2 separate regions of the Homo sapiens genome follow, and region 2 is linked to region 1. A link is a loop called in an ENCODE intact Hi-C map of the cell type or tissue named here. Cell type or tissue: A673. All regions are shown on one strand.

Evidence for each region. A loop is a pair of places that touch in the nucleus more often than their neighbours do. Peaks named below come from ENCODE experiments on the same cell type or tissue, not always from the same donor. Only the 100,000 strongest peaks of a DNase experiment are listed, where the experiment ranks them.
Region 2: a loop joins it to region 1, with 4 times the contacts of the local background. A loop is called at or near these places in 5 of 110 quality-filtered maps.

What each region holds. Positions count from the first base shown.
Region 1 is chr18:27,571,717-27,579,716 of GRCh38, forward strand. The region is part of intron 2 of LOC107985126 (a long non-coding RNA gene); the gene reads right to left. Among named protein-coding and RNA genes, the nearest start is that of CDH2-AS1, 350 kb to the right of the region's middle. In A673, no CTCF peak of the experiment used is centred here; no DNase peak of the experiment used is centred here.
Region 2 is chr18:27,633,220-27,641,219 of GRCh38, forward strand. No RefSeq gene overlaps it. Among named protein-coding and RNA genes, the nearest start is that of CDH2-AS1, 280 kb to the right of the region's middle. In A673, no CTCF peak of the experiment used is centred here; a DNase peak (open chromatin) is centred at 3,672; H3K27me3 peaks cover 3,656 bases.

The DNA of each region.
Region 1 (8,000 bases):
TATCAAGAACACTTTGAAATTGTTAAAGAGAACAGCAGATTTCATTTGTATGTTGCTCTAAAGTTTGCTAATACATTATTCTTCTACTGTAAAATGAAATTATCAGAAATAAGATCCATAGCTAAGATACAGTGGAGAAGGAACCCAAATGTTATTTCCTCATTTCCAGTATGCTTTGGACTACATCATGACTGTCTTAGTTTCCCTAGAAATTCGTCAATTCATTCAGTTTACACATATACCAGAATGCTTACTATGTGTTAGGCACTGCACTAAGTGTTGAGACAATGGTGAGAAATAACCAAATACACTGCTTGCTGTCAGGGAACACAACTAACAGTGAACAAATAACTTATGTACCAACATTCAATCTCCTATGAAAGAAATTATGTGTTTCATGGAGGGCATGTAATGACTGGGAATGGGGAAGTGTGAGTCTGACACAGTCATAGGCGTCAGGGGAGAAATTCCTGGTTCTAAGATCTGAAGAATATATACAAATTTATCAAAAGAATGGAGGTGAGAACATTCAAGGAAAGGTAATAGCAAAGGTCTTGACACTAAAGAGAATACGGTGGGTTCAAGAAACTAAAAATGCATCTATTGTGGCTAGAGTTCAGAAAATGAGCAGGAGGAAGATAAGAGATGAAACTAGAAAAGGTAGTCAACACCAGATTACTCATGGACGCACAGGCCATTTCTCATATTTCTGGAGGCAGCGAAGTCTAAGATCCAGGTGTCAGCAGATTTGCTTCTGGTGAGGTCCACTTCCTGGTTTGCAGATGGCCATCTTCTCATTGTATCCTTACATGGCAGATAGCAGAGAGAGGAAGCAGACTGTCCTGTCTTCACCTGTAAGGGCACTAATTCCATTCACGAGAGCTCCACCCTCATGACCTAATTATCTCCCAAAGGCCTCCTATATCATCTCCTTGGGGTTAGGGTTTCAACATAAGAATTTTGGGGTGACACAAACGTTCAGTCCGTAACACCAGGTGAAAGATACTGGTTTTAATTTGAAAACAAGGAGAAGCCCCACAGAATTTTCAGCAGGGTAGATATGATTTATGTAACACCAATATGTATACATGCATAATATGAATGAGACATCTGCCAATTTCTTTTTCAAGTGTATTTTTTGAAGCATGAATGAGAGTTGAATTTTGACAATTTTTTTTTTTTTTTGGAGACAGAATCTTGCTCTGTCCCCCAGGCTGGAGTGCAATGGCGCAATCTTGGCTCAGCTCACTGCAACCCCTGTCTCCCAGGTTCAAGCAATTCTCATGCCTCAGCCTCCTGAGTAGCTGGGATTACAGGCACTTGCCACCACACCTGGCTAATTTTTTGTATTTTTAGTAGAGACAGGGTTTCACCATGTTGGCCAGGCTGGTCTCGAACTCCTGACCTCAGGTGATCTGCCCACCTCAGCCTCCCAAAGTGCTGGGATTACAGGCATGAGCCACAGCGCCCAGCCAAACTTTCACAAACAATCTTTTAATGCTCTATGAAGATAATTGCATGCTTTTCTTCTGTTATTAATATGATTAAGTCCAGTTGGTCATGACATGATATATGTTGTTTTTATAAGGATGTGGGATTCTGTTGCTAATTTATTGACATTTTTGTGTTGATACTCATAAGTGAGATTGCACTATAGTACATTTGGTATATTCTTTGTCAGTTTTAATATCAATGTAAATTTATTTCATAAAACAAATTTGGAGGTTTCTTACTTTTGCAGTGGTCTGGAATGGTGAAATAGGATTGAGAATACCTAACCCTGTGAAGTTTGGGAGCATAATGCAAGAAGCCATCTGGTCTTCAAGTGTATTTTTTGTGGAAGAGCTCTTTTACAACTTTCTTTAACTCTTATATGAAAATTTGTCAGAAGAGAACTTCTATCTCTATTGCAGTCAATTTTATTAATTGCATTTTTCCAGAAAGTTAAACATTTTATATCGATTTTCAAATTTATTTATATAAAGTGATGCAAAGAAGTCTCTTTTAAATTTTTCCTCTCTTTGGTGGTTATTTAAACTTTCCCATTTTATGAATTTTGCTTTCTTCTTTTATGAAAGTTTGATTTGCTAGAAATTTATCTATTTTGTAGATTTTTTTTCCTCTAAAGTACAAGCCTTTTGATTTATTAATTAATTATGTTGGTTTGTGTGTGTGTGTGAATGTGTGTGTGCATGTGTTTTAAGATTTTCTAACTCGTCAGTTCTTGTCTTCTCCTTTTTTTTTTTTTTCTTATTTGCTTCTTGAGTTTGTGATGCCTGTGAACTTCCAAGTGGAGCTGTCAGGTAGGCAATTGGATGTACAGTTCTGGACCTTAAATAGAAGTTTGAAGTAGAGATATACATTTGGACATTACTGCATGTTCCTGTTACTATCAATATGTAACAAACCACCTCAAACTTTATGGGAAGGGAAGAATCATTTTATTGTGCTCAAGGGGTCTGTGAGTCAAGAACACAGAAAAAACACAGCAAGGATGGCTTGACTCTGTTCTGTGATGTTCAGGCCACAGCTGGAAAAACTCAAAGGCAGGAGGGCAGCTCCACAAATGGGGCTGGAGTCAGCTGAGGGCTCCTGCACTCACATGTCTGGTTCCTAACCAGAAAGAGCCTAAAGTCTAGGACTGCCGACTAGAGCAGAGAGCTTTCATGTTGTGTCTCTGTGCAGCTGGCTTCCTTACGTCATGGCAAACTCAGGAAAGTCAGACTTCTTACTTGGTGGTTCAAGAACCCAAGTCGAGATGTTCTAACAAGCCAAACAGAAGACTCTCCATTTATGACTTATTCTCAGAAATTACTCAAACTCAATTACACTGCGCATTATTGGTTATAAGCAAGTCACAAATCTGCCCAAATTCAAGAGCAGAGTAATGAGATTCCACTTCTTTTATTTATTTATTTTTTTAAGATGGAGTTTTGCACTTGTCGCCCAGGCTGGAGTGCAATGGGGCGGACTCGGCTCACTGCAGCCTCCACCTCCTGGGTTCAAGCGACTCTCCTGCCTCAGCCTCCCGAGTAGTTGGGATTACAGGTGCCCTCCAACATGCCTGGCTAATTTTTGTATTTTTACCAGAAATGGGATTTCACCATGTTGGCCAGATTGGTCTCGAACTCCTGACCTCAGGTGATTCGCCCACTTAAGCCTCCCAAAATGTTGGGATTACAAGCGTGAGCCACCACGACCGGCCGAGATTCCACCTCTTGATGGAGGCTTAGCAAGATTCTGAAAGGGTTTTTGAGACAGGAGATATGTAGATATGTATGTGACCATCTTTGGAAAATACAATCTTCCGCAGTATGTACATTGCACCTGAAGCCAGTAGTCAAGGACCAGAAAGCCTCATAAGAAGAGAGAGAAGAGGTTCTAAAACTTGGATGTATGTTCAGAATCATCTAGAGGATTTGCTGAGCTTCACTCCAGAGTTTCTGATCTAGTAAATAAGTTTTGAGATTCTGGGGTGGGGCCTGAACTGTGCATCCTTGACAGTATCAGATTTGTTGATGCCACTGATTCAGGGATCCCACTAGTACAGACACTGAGATAGAACCAAACGAAAAAAGGGCTGAGATAAAGCCCAGAGGAGATTCCAATAAAAGAATGAGCCAGTACAGTTTACTGAGAATATGCACCTAAGAGGGAGTGTTGTCAGAGAAGCCAAAAGCAGATAGTGTTTCAAAAGAGGTCAGAAAGGGAAGGTTTCTTTCATGGTTAATTCCATTACCAAAACTTTATTATCTTTCTTTCATCCTATTGCTCTGAGAGTTTCTAATTTAATTTACATCAGAAGATAGGATTTGCTTTTATTTTATTTTGACCTGAATTTTATATGTACACCCTTCTGTGGCTGACACATTTCAAAGTCAAATGTATTTGACTCAGATATATAAATTCAATAATGTGTCCTAGGTACAGGGATTGAAAGCTCCTCATTTTCTACTTTAACAAATGGTGGTAATAGTCTATTATTTTATAGGCTCAAAGATCATTTGTATTTTACATGATATGACATTACGCTTGCATTTGAATTTAACCACAACTAATGCCCTGGGAATCTACATGTAAAATAGAATAATGATGTCATACTAATAGTCTGATTAGAAATTAACCAAGACATTTTCTGATTTTCTTAGTCTCTCTCCACCCACCTTTATTATATTGTCACGCTGCGTGGGTATGAATCACAAATAGAGCTCAGTCTAAACAAAGGTAATCTTTCTAGGCAAAACAATTGTTGGAATTATATTTTCCTTGATAGAACTGAAAGAAGACTCTTAAAATTTAGTGGGAACTGTTTCATTTGGTCATTTGAAAAACTACTATTGGCCAGGAGTAGTGCCTCATGCCTCTAATCCCAGCATTTTGGAGGCTGAGGCGGGTGGATCACTTGAGGTCAGGCCAGGCAAGACCAATCTGGCCAACATGGAGAAACCCCACCACTACTAAAAATACAAAAATTAGTCGGGCGTGGTGGCGGGTGCCTGTAATCCCAGCTACTTGGGAGTTTGAGGCACTAGAATTGCTTCAAGCCGGGAGGCAGAGGTTGAAGTGAGCGGAGATCATGCCACTGCACTCCAGCCTGGGTGACAGAGCAAGACTCCATCTCAGAAAAATAAATAAATAAAACAAAATAAAATTAAAAGGGGCTACTATCGGTTTAAAAATATGGAAGAGAAAATAAAGAGATAATAATGGTATCAATAACAGACTTGAAGGGAGCCAACATATTTATTGTTGTTCGGCCTCCCCGCCGAAGTTAAGAATTTATGTTTTCTACATGAAATGGTAAAGGAAGCCTCACAATCAGTCAAGTCTCACATATTTTGCACCCTAATATGTGTTTTAAATATCCTCTGGGTGTTATTTACTTTTTTATTTAATGCTAGAACTTTAATGAAAGTTTCTATGCAAAACACATGAGGAAATTCTTGTATGTGTCCTATCTTGTCTGCCTCTTACTCCTACCTACTTTTCCAGAGATAGATTGGGATACAATAAGAGACATAGTAAAGTGCCTAAAAATAAGGCTTGATTAGCCAGGCATGGTGGCTCACGCCTGTAATCCCAGCACTTTGGGAGGCTGAAGCGGGTGGATCACCTGAGGTCGGGAGTTCGAGACCAGCCTGACCATCATGGAGAAAGCCCGTCTGTACCAAAAATAAAAAATTCACCAGGCATGGTGGCACATGCCTGTAATCCCAGCTACTCAGGAGGCTGAGGCAGAAGAATGTCTTGAACCTGGGAGGTGGAGGTTGTGGTGAGCCTCGCGCCACTGCACTGCAGCCTGGGCAACGAGAGCGAAACTCCATCTCAAAAATATAAATAATTAAATTAAATTAAATTAAATTAAAAAATAAGGCTTGATCTCCCATAGTAATTTCCTAATAATTTTTTTATTAACATCATCCCTATTTAGGTGGCCTTATAAGTTAATTTATCCTTTATTTTAGTAAGAATATTCATCCGCATGCCTCGTAAGTGAGAGGTAGTTGCCCCCGGGCAGCAACTGTGTGCTAAGAAAAGGCTGAAGGTCACCTTAAGATCTGCTGATTGGATGGTCCGTTAGCAGTCAATAATTCACCATCCAAACTTGCTAACTAAATTCATACTTGTTATCACTAGCAGGGGACAGATGAGAACTGGGAACCCTAATACTCAGCCTGGTCTTCTTAGGATGGCTCAGGAGCTCCGGCAGGGCAGGGCATTTACATAGCAGCCAGCAGTCACTGCCAGGCATGGATGGGGAGTGGACAGAGGAGGTGGTGGAAGGTGGAGGCAGGCCATGGCAGTAAGCAGGGTGGACAGACACTTTTAGTTTAGTAAGGGCAGTGAGATGCCCAGGAAAGAGTTGTAATGCAAGGTTGAAAGTGAGAGTGCCTTATCTGTTAATCGATACCAAGGAGATTAAAAGAATTAGCTACCAATGTGGGAGATAAAAAGAAAGATGAAAACAAAGGCTTTTGAAAAATTAAAGGCTTAATGACGTGCTCTTGAAAAATTTTGATAGTACTATTTCCCAGTTAAACTGACCTCTGCTATTTCCTTTTAGCCATTTAAATTTTTTCTTTCCCTCTCTGTAAAAATAATTTAACATTATAATTGTCATTTGTTCTTGTATATGTCGCATACAAGACTGGGAAATTGGAATTCGCCTGTGTCCCACGGTGGCAGGGCAAGCCCTTTTGTGCTAGCAAAGGTGCATGCTGTGCAGTTTTCTATCCTCAGCATGCATTTGTGAAATTACTCAACTCTTACATGAAGCCAAGAAAGCAGATAAACAAGTAGCTATAGAAGTCTCAAGAGGAAGAAAGCGATCAGGATCATCTTAATGTTTCCAAGTATGATATAAAAAAAGAGTTTTCAGACTCCCAGACCATTTCAGCCACATTATAAAAGCAAAAAGGTAGACGAAGATATGCTCATTTCTGTTTCAGTAATATTATGTGTCAGCATTGCTTTGCATGAAGGTTAGCAGAACCATCCATCATTGCAGCTGAACTGCATATTTTCTTGTTCAGCATTGATAGATTTTTATTTTAACCTTAGAAGTTCCTCAAGGGACTCTATTAGGGGCAATGTCATTCTTTATTCTGCTCTATTACTTCTCTTTTGTAAACTTTGATGTATGCAGACAACACATTCTGGCTAGGGAAGTTTAATTAGGTAAGTCTACAAATTAATTGTTGCAATTAGACTGCTTCTAACTGCTTTGTGTTATGAATTTATTTATGCAGTAATTATTATCAGATATCTAGAATAAAAGCCTCCAAAGCTAAAGGTGGTACCTTGCAGATGTATGCACAGCATTCCACATTTATTAGCCCTCCAAAATAAAAGCATGTATTTAAAAAAGAAAAGAAAAAGAAAGAAGAAAGAAAGAATATCTTGCCTCAGTGGTCATATTCACATACAGATTTTGACAAGCAAACTGTTAACAAAACCTAAACAGGATTGTTTGTATATTGGCAAAATTCAAAATGTTAGACATTATATAAATCACTATAAAACAATTTGCTAGTATAAAAACTAAATGAAAATACAAACTCAAGTCCATGCTCTGAAAGGCACCTAGTTTTGTTTGTTCATAGTAATGATTGCAAAGGCATATTGGAAGAAATTGACGATTTTTCAGTAAATTTTGTTTTTAATTTTTAAGATCATATACCATGAAAAATTTTACAGAGAACTTCTAAGAAAACAACCATGGTGCTTCAAGCTGTCTCCTCAAATCTTTTTTTTCTGTAACAGGGGCATTGCAGCTCGTAGTAGAGAAAGACAGATCTAATACCATCATTTGAAAGGAAGAAAGCAGGGAGACGCCAACACTAGCAGAGAAAGAAGCCTATGAACAGAAGTTTGAAAGTCAAACAGTAAAGTGAGAATGAATCATTGGTAGAGATGTAAATTCATATAATCTCCCCAAAGAGCAATTTTGAAATGGATTTCTAGTCACTTTAGAATAGTCATTATCTTAGACCCAGTGATTTTAAAAATTGGTTTTCATCTTAAATAAATAATACCAAATTTGAAAATAGCTTTATATACAAAGGTATGCATCTCAGCATCAATACTAAGAACTCCCACATACTAGCAACTTATATAGTAACCATTAGTATTATTAGCTGTCCAAAAACAAATAAATATATCTCCAATTCAGTTATTACCACATTCATTTAATAAATATGTATTGATCACCCACTCTATGCAGAGCATTTTTCTATGCACTGGGCACACAAACAGAAATGTTTCTACCCTCAGGGAGACTGCATTCTTTTGCAAGAAGAAGCATAAAAAATAGCAAAGTATTAAGCAATGTGGGTTAATGAAAGGGACAGGTGTGGGAGTTTAGAGTGTTCTATTTTGGGCGGAGTAGTCCAGAAAGGCCTTTCTGAGATGGTGACATTTGACAAGAGACCCAAATTAGTGATTAGGGAAGGTAATACTGAAAACAAAAGGATACAGTGCTATTTCATCAGTTATTTTAC
Region 2 (8,000 bases), 62 kb after region 1:
ACCACGTGGGGTTGGAAAAATTTGTTTTTTTTTTTTTTTTGTAAATAGGGAGAGACATAAACACATTTATCAGCTGAAAGGACTGAGCCAAGGGAGAGGGAAAGAAGGTAAAAGAGACACAACAAGGACCTGGAAAAGGCAAGGAAGGATAATAAATACATTGTGTGGAGGATTAACCTTGGATTATAAAAGACAAGTTGCCCTCCAGAGTTTGAAGGAAGGGGTCAAGGATGGGGGATGAAGAAAATAAAGTGGTAGATGGGGTTTCAAAGAGTTGAGGGAATGACTTTTCTGATGATGAAGTCATCTTCTCAGAGTGGGGATGAGAACAGAAGGCACGGGAGGGGCTTTACCTTCCAGCCTCACCTTTCCCCTTCTTCCCACATTTATAACCCCAGACTAAACATGGTTCAGTTTTGTCAACATTCCAACCCATGTATATGGTGAAATGTCAGATTATCGGGAACGCTGCAAGTAAACATAAAATAATCCCTGAGACTGCTGAAGCTCATAATAGTTTCCTTGACATGTATCATTTAATAGACTAAATACATGATAAATATTTACATAAGAAAGAAAATTTTTCCCCTAAATGTTAGAAATATTTGTATTTCATGCATAATATCTTCATTTTAAAACAGTGGAAGTGGTCATGATTATGTGCTCATGGCTATCTTCAACTTAAAATTTCAAGGATTTAAGGGTCTGATGGTTGCTCCCCTCTTCCAGAATGAAACAATGATACAATTTCAGTTTCAGTTATTGTGGTTTTGAATATATAACAATTAATGAAGAGTCTACCAATCTTTCTTAATAAAATGCTTTATAAGTTGTATGAATCATAATATATACACTACCTAACATTTAAAATATACTTTTAGCAATGATCTGAAGCAAATTGTCTAAGGAGTTGGATTTTACCTCAGGGGTTTGTTTTTGAAGTGCCTGCATATGTTGCTGCAAAATGAGCAGGGCTTCTATCATTTTGGAAGAAGGTGAGAACACATTCTGGTGAATGAGTAGTCTCTGCTTAAAAACTTACATTCCTGGGATCATTTTGACCTGGGGGCTTTGTCTATAATTAGAATTATTCGCTATAAAGAGGGTAGTAGTATACTGCTTGTGACCGATGTCTCATACAGCCAGGCTTCCCATAGTTTTGGGGATTAGCATGTTTTTCTTCTGAATTATATCCTTTTATTGTAAAAAATTATAAATCATAATCATACCTTTATATTCATGTTATTCTTATTGTATTTATTTTAAACACTGTAGCTATAGAAATAAATAAGGCTCCTGATGTAGAGCTCTCCTGTATTGATATCTATTTATTATTCCTCTGAGGCTAATATATAGCTGATTTTATTCTAGGCTTTAGTTGAACTTTCTTTCAATTTTCATCTGAATCCATGAATATCTAAAACTTTGTTTGATGGTGTCACACTTCCAAATAGTTTAGCAGTGTGCAGTCCGCTGTTTTTGTAAACATGTGTTTTTCTTTCTGGCATCTTCTCTGTCACAACTGTGGGCCGGTCCAGCTGGCTGCTCTGGCACTGAGTCTCATCTCTGCCTTGGTGGAGTCCAACAGTAGACCCAGACATATGCCTCATATGCCTATTATGTCCCTTCATTCCGATGACAAGGTAGTTGCACTGCTCAGCCATTTGAGTCAACAATTAACATGTTTAAAAATAATGCCACAATGATTTCTCAAAGACCTAAAGACAGAAATACCATTCAACCCAACAATCCCACTACTGGGTGTACACCCAAAGGAATATAAATCATTTTATCATACACATGCATGCGTGTGTTCACTGCAGCACTATTTGCAATAGCAGAGACATGGAATCAACCTAAATGCCCATCAGTAATAGACTAGATAAAGGAAACGTGGTACATATACACCATGGAATACTGTGCAGCCATAAAAAAGAATGAGATCATGTCTTTTGCGGGAACATGGGTGGAGCTGGAGGCCACTATCCTCAGCAAACTAACACAGGAACAGAAAACAAAATACTGCATGTTCTCACTTATAAGTGGGAGCTAAATGATAAGAACTTATTAACTACAAAGAAGGAAACAACAGACACGGGGACCCACTTGAGGGGAGAGGATGGAAAGAGGGAGAGGATAGGGAAAAATAACTAATGAGTACTCGGCTTAATACCTGGGTGATGAAATAATCTGTGCAACAACCCCCCACGACACAAGTCTACCTGTGTAACAAACCTGTACATCTGTCCCTAAACCTGAAATAAAAGTAAAAAAAAAAATCAGCCGCAAAATGCCGATTTTAGGATATGAGTACTAATCAGAGTCTAGGAGGAGAATAAAGAGAGGCTTAAAGAATGTAGCAACATTAGTACTAATTAGTGTTTTAAAAGATTTTTCAAATTTTAATATATTTTGCTTTTTTTTCATCTCTCCCCTCTCAACGAAGGCATAATGCTAAGGGCGCTGGAGTTCCCATTGACAAGATAACCACGTCCTCTGTCTTTTCAGACATGATCAAGATAGTTTTGGAGAGCCAGGTCCCTCCTGGGAAAGAACTCATTCTAAGAAGTTTGGTTTAGGGCAGGATAGATTAGGATTCAAAAGAGAGAGTGATTGTAATGGGAATTTGCTGGGTTTTGCTCCAGTTCTCATGGACTACATGTCTGACCTCTAGGAATGTGTTACACCACTAAACTATTAAAAACTTAAACAGTCACTCATTCAAATAAGGTATTGGGTCAGAACAGCCTACTGCTCACCTGTATCAGAACCTGGGAAAAGCCTCTGTCTGGGGCTGCTGTTGGAATCACCAAGGCAGAGATGAGACTCAGTGCCAGAGCAGCCAGCTGGACCGGCCCACAGTTGTGACAGAGAAGACGCCAGAAAGAAAATCACAGAAAGAGAGGAAAATGCCAAGTGTCCCAAGCCTGCCGAGGGCTACTTCATCAGCATTCTTAAGATACCTACTAAAAATATCCGAAAGGAGAAGGGGGAACAGTGATGAGGCTATAATCTCTAGAATTACAGAGAACAGAGCTGGAAACAGGCTCTTACGTGACCCTCATTGCCACAGGAAGACATCTCATGCTGGTGTGGTCCAGGGAGGTAGGGGCCTCATGCACATGGGATTCCTGTTGGAGGACAGGAGAGGAGAAATGAGCAATTTGCATTCAAATAAATATTTCAAAGACAGAGATATCCGTTCCACATATTTTCAAATATTCAAATCACTTTTGGAAATGTTTGCCGTGTGGGTATATGACTCGAGGATTTTACTCCTTTCACAAATCTGAGTTGTCTAGCTAGAAAGGAACATATGAGCCATTTTCCACCTCACTGACCACAGAGTTTAGGTCAGTTATCAACAGCAGCAAAATATTTGGTAAAAAAATTAAACCAGCCAAAATATATAAGCCATCTTGAAATAGAAAACCTGGTAGCAGAGTACCCTCAATTTGTTTGGCACCACAAAGCCAGACACAGCATCTGTACAGTCTGTTCGAACACCCTTTTTCGAGATGGTTTGTGAAGCCAACACTCACACTCACACAAGAGCCGTAGGGGAAGCCAGATTTCACACTCCACCCTTCAAAGTTCTAACAGAAGGAAGAAAATCTGAAGTCATGTCATCTTTAAGAGACTTCATGGGGAGAGATGGGATGCCGGCCAAGGGGCTCTGCGTGGTATCCTGTGCATTCATAAAGGAAAATGCCCATCGTCTCAAAGCTCTTTAGCCCTTTCAACAATGTATTTACATTAAGCCAACAATAATGAGGAAAGACAATCCGCTGGCTCTGCGGATAAACAAAGAACTTGCATCGCTAGAGACTCATCCTGCTTCATAAACACTTTCTAAAAGGAGACCACATTGTCTCCAAGGAAAAAGATGTTGAAAAAAGAGAGCATGATACCATTATGCTGCCATATGTCTGGCCCAGGAGACCATAAAACCCTGAATGCCAGCAGCGTGAACCAATGACCAGAGCCTCTGTGGAGTTCATGATCAACCTGCTCTTCATCTTCAACCAGCAAGGGCACTCACGTTCTTAATAAAATGCTTTGAAATCCTGGCATAAGGAATGTAAAATGTTATCATTGTTAAAATCCATAAAGTGCTCAAGAGCGTTAGAGTAGTTCTAAAACCATGGAAGAAACAAGCAATCGACCCTCCTTCTTATTCAAAAACAAGGGCATGAAAGTATCTGGACTCAGAAAAAAATCACCTGTGTTCTAAATGGTTTTCCAGCCATAACACAGACTCACTCGCAGTTCCCTAAATGCAACATCTCTCCCTGTGAGTGTATGCGTGAGCTCCAGACAAGGTTAAACACACCCCATCTCAGGAGGCATTAGTTTGAAACTCCTCTTTAACAGCAACATTTTAGAAATGACTGATGTGGACACTCTGAGGTTTTTAATGCACCAGTTACAATCAACACAATAGATACTGTTTAAGAAGTTGTCTTTCATATTTGCTGTGCAAATCATTTCCATAAATGTGTGGGTTTATCGATCCGAATAAACCATCCTTTGACGTAAAGACAGTAAGATCTTTCTTAGTCATCCGATATTTCAATACCGATAAGACCACACTTGGGAGAACTTGTTCCTTTTAAACCTGTTGCTTTTCATTTTGTTCGTTCATTTGTTTTTTTTGTTTGGTTTTAGTTCTGAGTTCACAATATTTCTGACAGTATATTAATACCACTTGGGGAAAAGGTCCCAACCCCCATTTCTTTTCATACTCTTCATAGCATCTAGAACAATGCTTGGTATACAGTGACCATGTCAAATGAAGATGTATTGTATTCCTAAATCCAAGGATTAGCTATAGGTTAAGTGTTAGGACACTGAACACTAACTACACTTTAGAAACAGAAATTAAAAAAAGATTCAGCTTTCTTTTTATTCCATCAAATAAAAAGAGGTCTATTTCAAGCTGCTTGAAATTAAACAGTGCAGTTTTCACTTAGCCATAGTAATTATGGGAAAGGGGGCACTGTGTAGTATTAGCTTTACAGTGTCTTGGCACGTAAGGGATTTTTAATAAATATTTTTGGAATGAATTTTCTTTGTCACATTCTGCCAAAATATAAATTCCAAACTTAAGGATATTATTTTTCACTGTGAAAGATTGCACGCATGGAGAAACCTCTTTAGGTATTGATGCCTTATGAAGGAAAATCAGAGATATCTGGCATGAAATTAAAACATCTTCTCATTTTACCTATTCCATATCTTGGTGTTCTGACCCAGTATTTGCAGACAAACAAGTAGTGACACTTCTTTTCTTATCACCACCCTCTGATTTATTTTAGATTCTTTTTTTAATGATTGTTTAGAAAACCACAAAAACAAAAACAAAACTCTGGTTGCCCAACATTAGCAAAAGCATTCATTTAATTAGGAACTTATACATCCTTTGGTCTTCTCAAAGATTATCTATTCATAGATTCCTGGTTGGCACTTTATGGAGTGGTCTGGGTGGCTGGGCAGGAAAAGACTGGTTTTTAAAAGTTGGGCAGTAATAGTAATAAACTGTTAAACAATTATGCAACATTATAATTGTGTTTATTAGCATTTTAACTATTTTTATTATATGTCATATAATTAAAATATAATTTTATACAAATAATCCCTAAAATACACCAAAACAATTCAGTATGCCTTACTGTTACTGGCTACATGATGTCATATTTCTCATATGTGAATGTTGTCACTTTAAATATGATTTTATTCAGAAACGTATATGGAATAAGTAGTGAATTTCCTGGTTATATAAAAGGTACATGATGAAACAGAAGTTTAGTGGTTCTTTGAATATAATACAAAAGGAGTTAACCTAGTGACAAATGGTTTCCCACAGTGAAGAAGGACTGAGGCCATTGTTGCTTATGAATATCAGTAAATCAGTTAATCACAAGGGGGAAGGTACATACATATGACTACCTAATTTCTGAAATAGATTTTAATGAGAAGTTCCCAGTAATTTAAGAGTCACAATTGAGATAATAGGATTGAGTTGATTTTTTTGATTTTCAAGCATAATATTCCTTTAATTAATACACCAAATTTCAGTTATGTTTACAGTTTTTGGTCCAAGAATACTTATTATACTTTATATCGTATCTATAAACTTGAGTGCCAAATTAAATGGTGTTAAGTTTACCTATATGTAGATAACAGAAAAAATAGGAATCCATTCTTATTAGTTATTCATTAGAATCACCTAGCAGCAAAAATTAAAATAAGGAATCATACATAGAGGTAAACACCCAGATTGTAAAACCAATTTCTTAAAGTGTTTTAAAGTCATGTGCAATTTTCAACTTCTTGATACATCAGAGAGAACATATGCAAATATATCCAGTTTGGCATTTGGGAAAGAAAATCCCTTAGATACAGAATTTCATTGGCTGCTCAGATAGGAAAGTCACTTTGGTTTTGCTTAAAAATTAACACATCCTCTCACTGACATTTAAGACCAGTAATTGGCTGTGAAGTGCTCAGTGATACTTTTAGATGAACTGTGGTATATATATAATATTATATATTCATATTATACATATTTTAATGTATTATATATCTGTAAAATGCATAGATATAATCTCACATATAAATTTAAAATGTCATTAATAAGCCAAATTTATAGTTGTCTACTCCAGTATATTATCCTGCTGCTGCATACCTTTCCCCTCCTTGGTATTATAATTTTGAAAACGAGTACGTGTTTTTCTTTCTTACAGACTTTTGAATATAGCAAAATTTGAATCCAACACCTTTCCCAAATCCCAAAACACCAGTAGTTATAGAGCAAAGGGGAAGGATACATGGCTCAAGGAACTTCTTTCAAACACATCTCACTACCTTTTCATTATTGCCTGTAATTCTATTATATTCTTATAACAGCTGTGAAGTACATTCAGACAGACTTTAATTATAAATTATAAATATGAAAAGAATGAAGAAAAAGGCAAATGAAAAGTTTGAGGATAGAAAAACAGAAGAGTAAAATAACTCAAAAACTATACACCTCTATGTAAATTTTTTTCAATTTTTATTAATAAAGTAAATTTAGATCTTGCAATAAAGGACCAACATCCAGATAAAATAAGTAAGAAATGGATGAAGAGCATATTATATTGTCTTTTTTCCCCTTTGCCTTCAAATTTTACCCTTATTTATCTGCAAAACATTTGCAAAGAATATAGAAAACAATCCAGCAACGGCAATCCATCAACAAGCCTTTTAACTTCTAACCCAGAGGCATGCCCCAGTTAAAGAATAAAGTTTTAGCTATAATGTATCTGTGCAACAAAAATTTCTCCCATGAATGATAATTGGATAAAGAAAATGTGGTACATATACACCATGGAACACTATGCAGCCATAAACAAGGAACAAGATCATGTCCTTTGCAGGGACATGGATGGAGCCGGAAGCTGTTATCCTCAGCAAAATAACACAGGAACAGAAAACCAAACCTCACATGTTCTCACTTATAAGTTGTAGATGAAGGATGAGAATACATGGATGCATGATGGGGAACAACACATACTGGGACCTGTGAATGGGATGGGAGGAGGGAGAGCATCAGAAAGAATAGCAAATTGATGCTGGGCTTAATGCCTAGGGGATGGATTGATCTTTGCAGCAAACCACGGTATCACAGCTTTACCTATGTAACAAACCTGCGCATCCTGCACATGTACCCCAGAACTTAAAATAAAAGTTGAAAAATAAAAATAAAAAGTTTCTGAGCATCCACTGTGTGTCTATTTCTTAAACATTCCACTTTCACATTACACTTAGCCATAGTCCCTCTTGCCCAGACGTGTATGAGAGTGCTACCCTAAATATCTCACTATGAGAAATAGGTAATATTGGGAAATACTGGAAATTATTCTATTAAATGGAAACAGCTGACTACCTTTCATATTTGTGAGAAGTTTTTATTGTGTATAAAAATGAGTTATATAGTAATATTTGATTACCGTGTT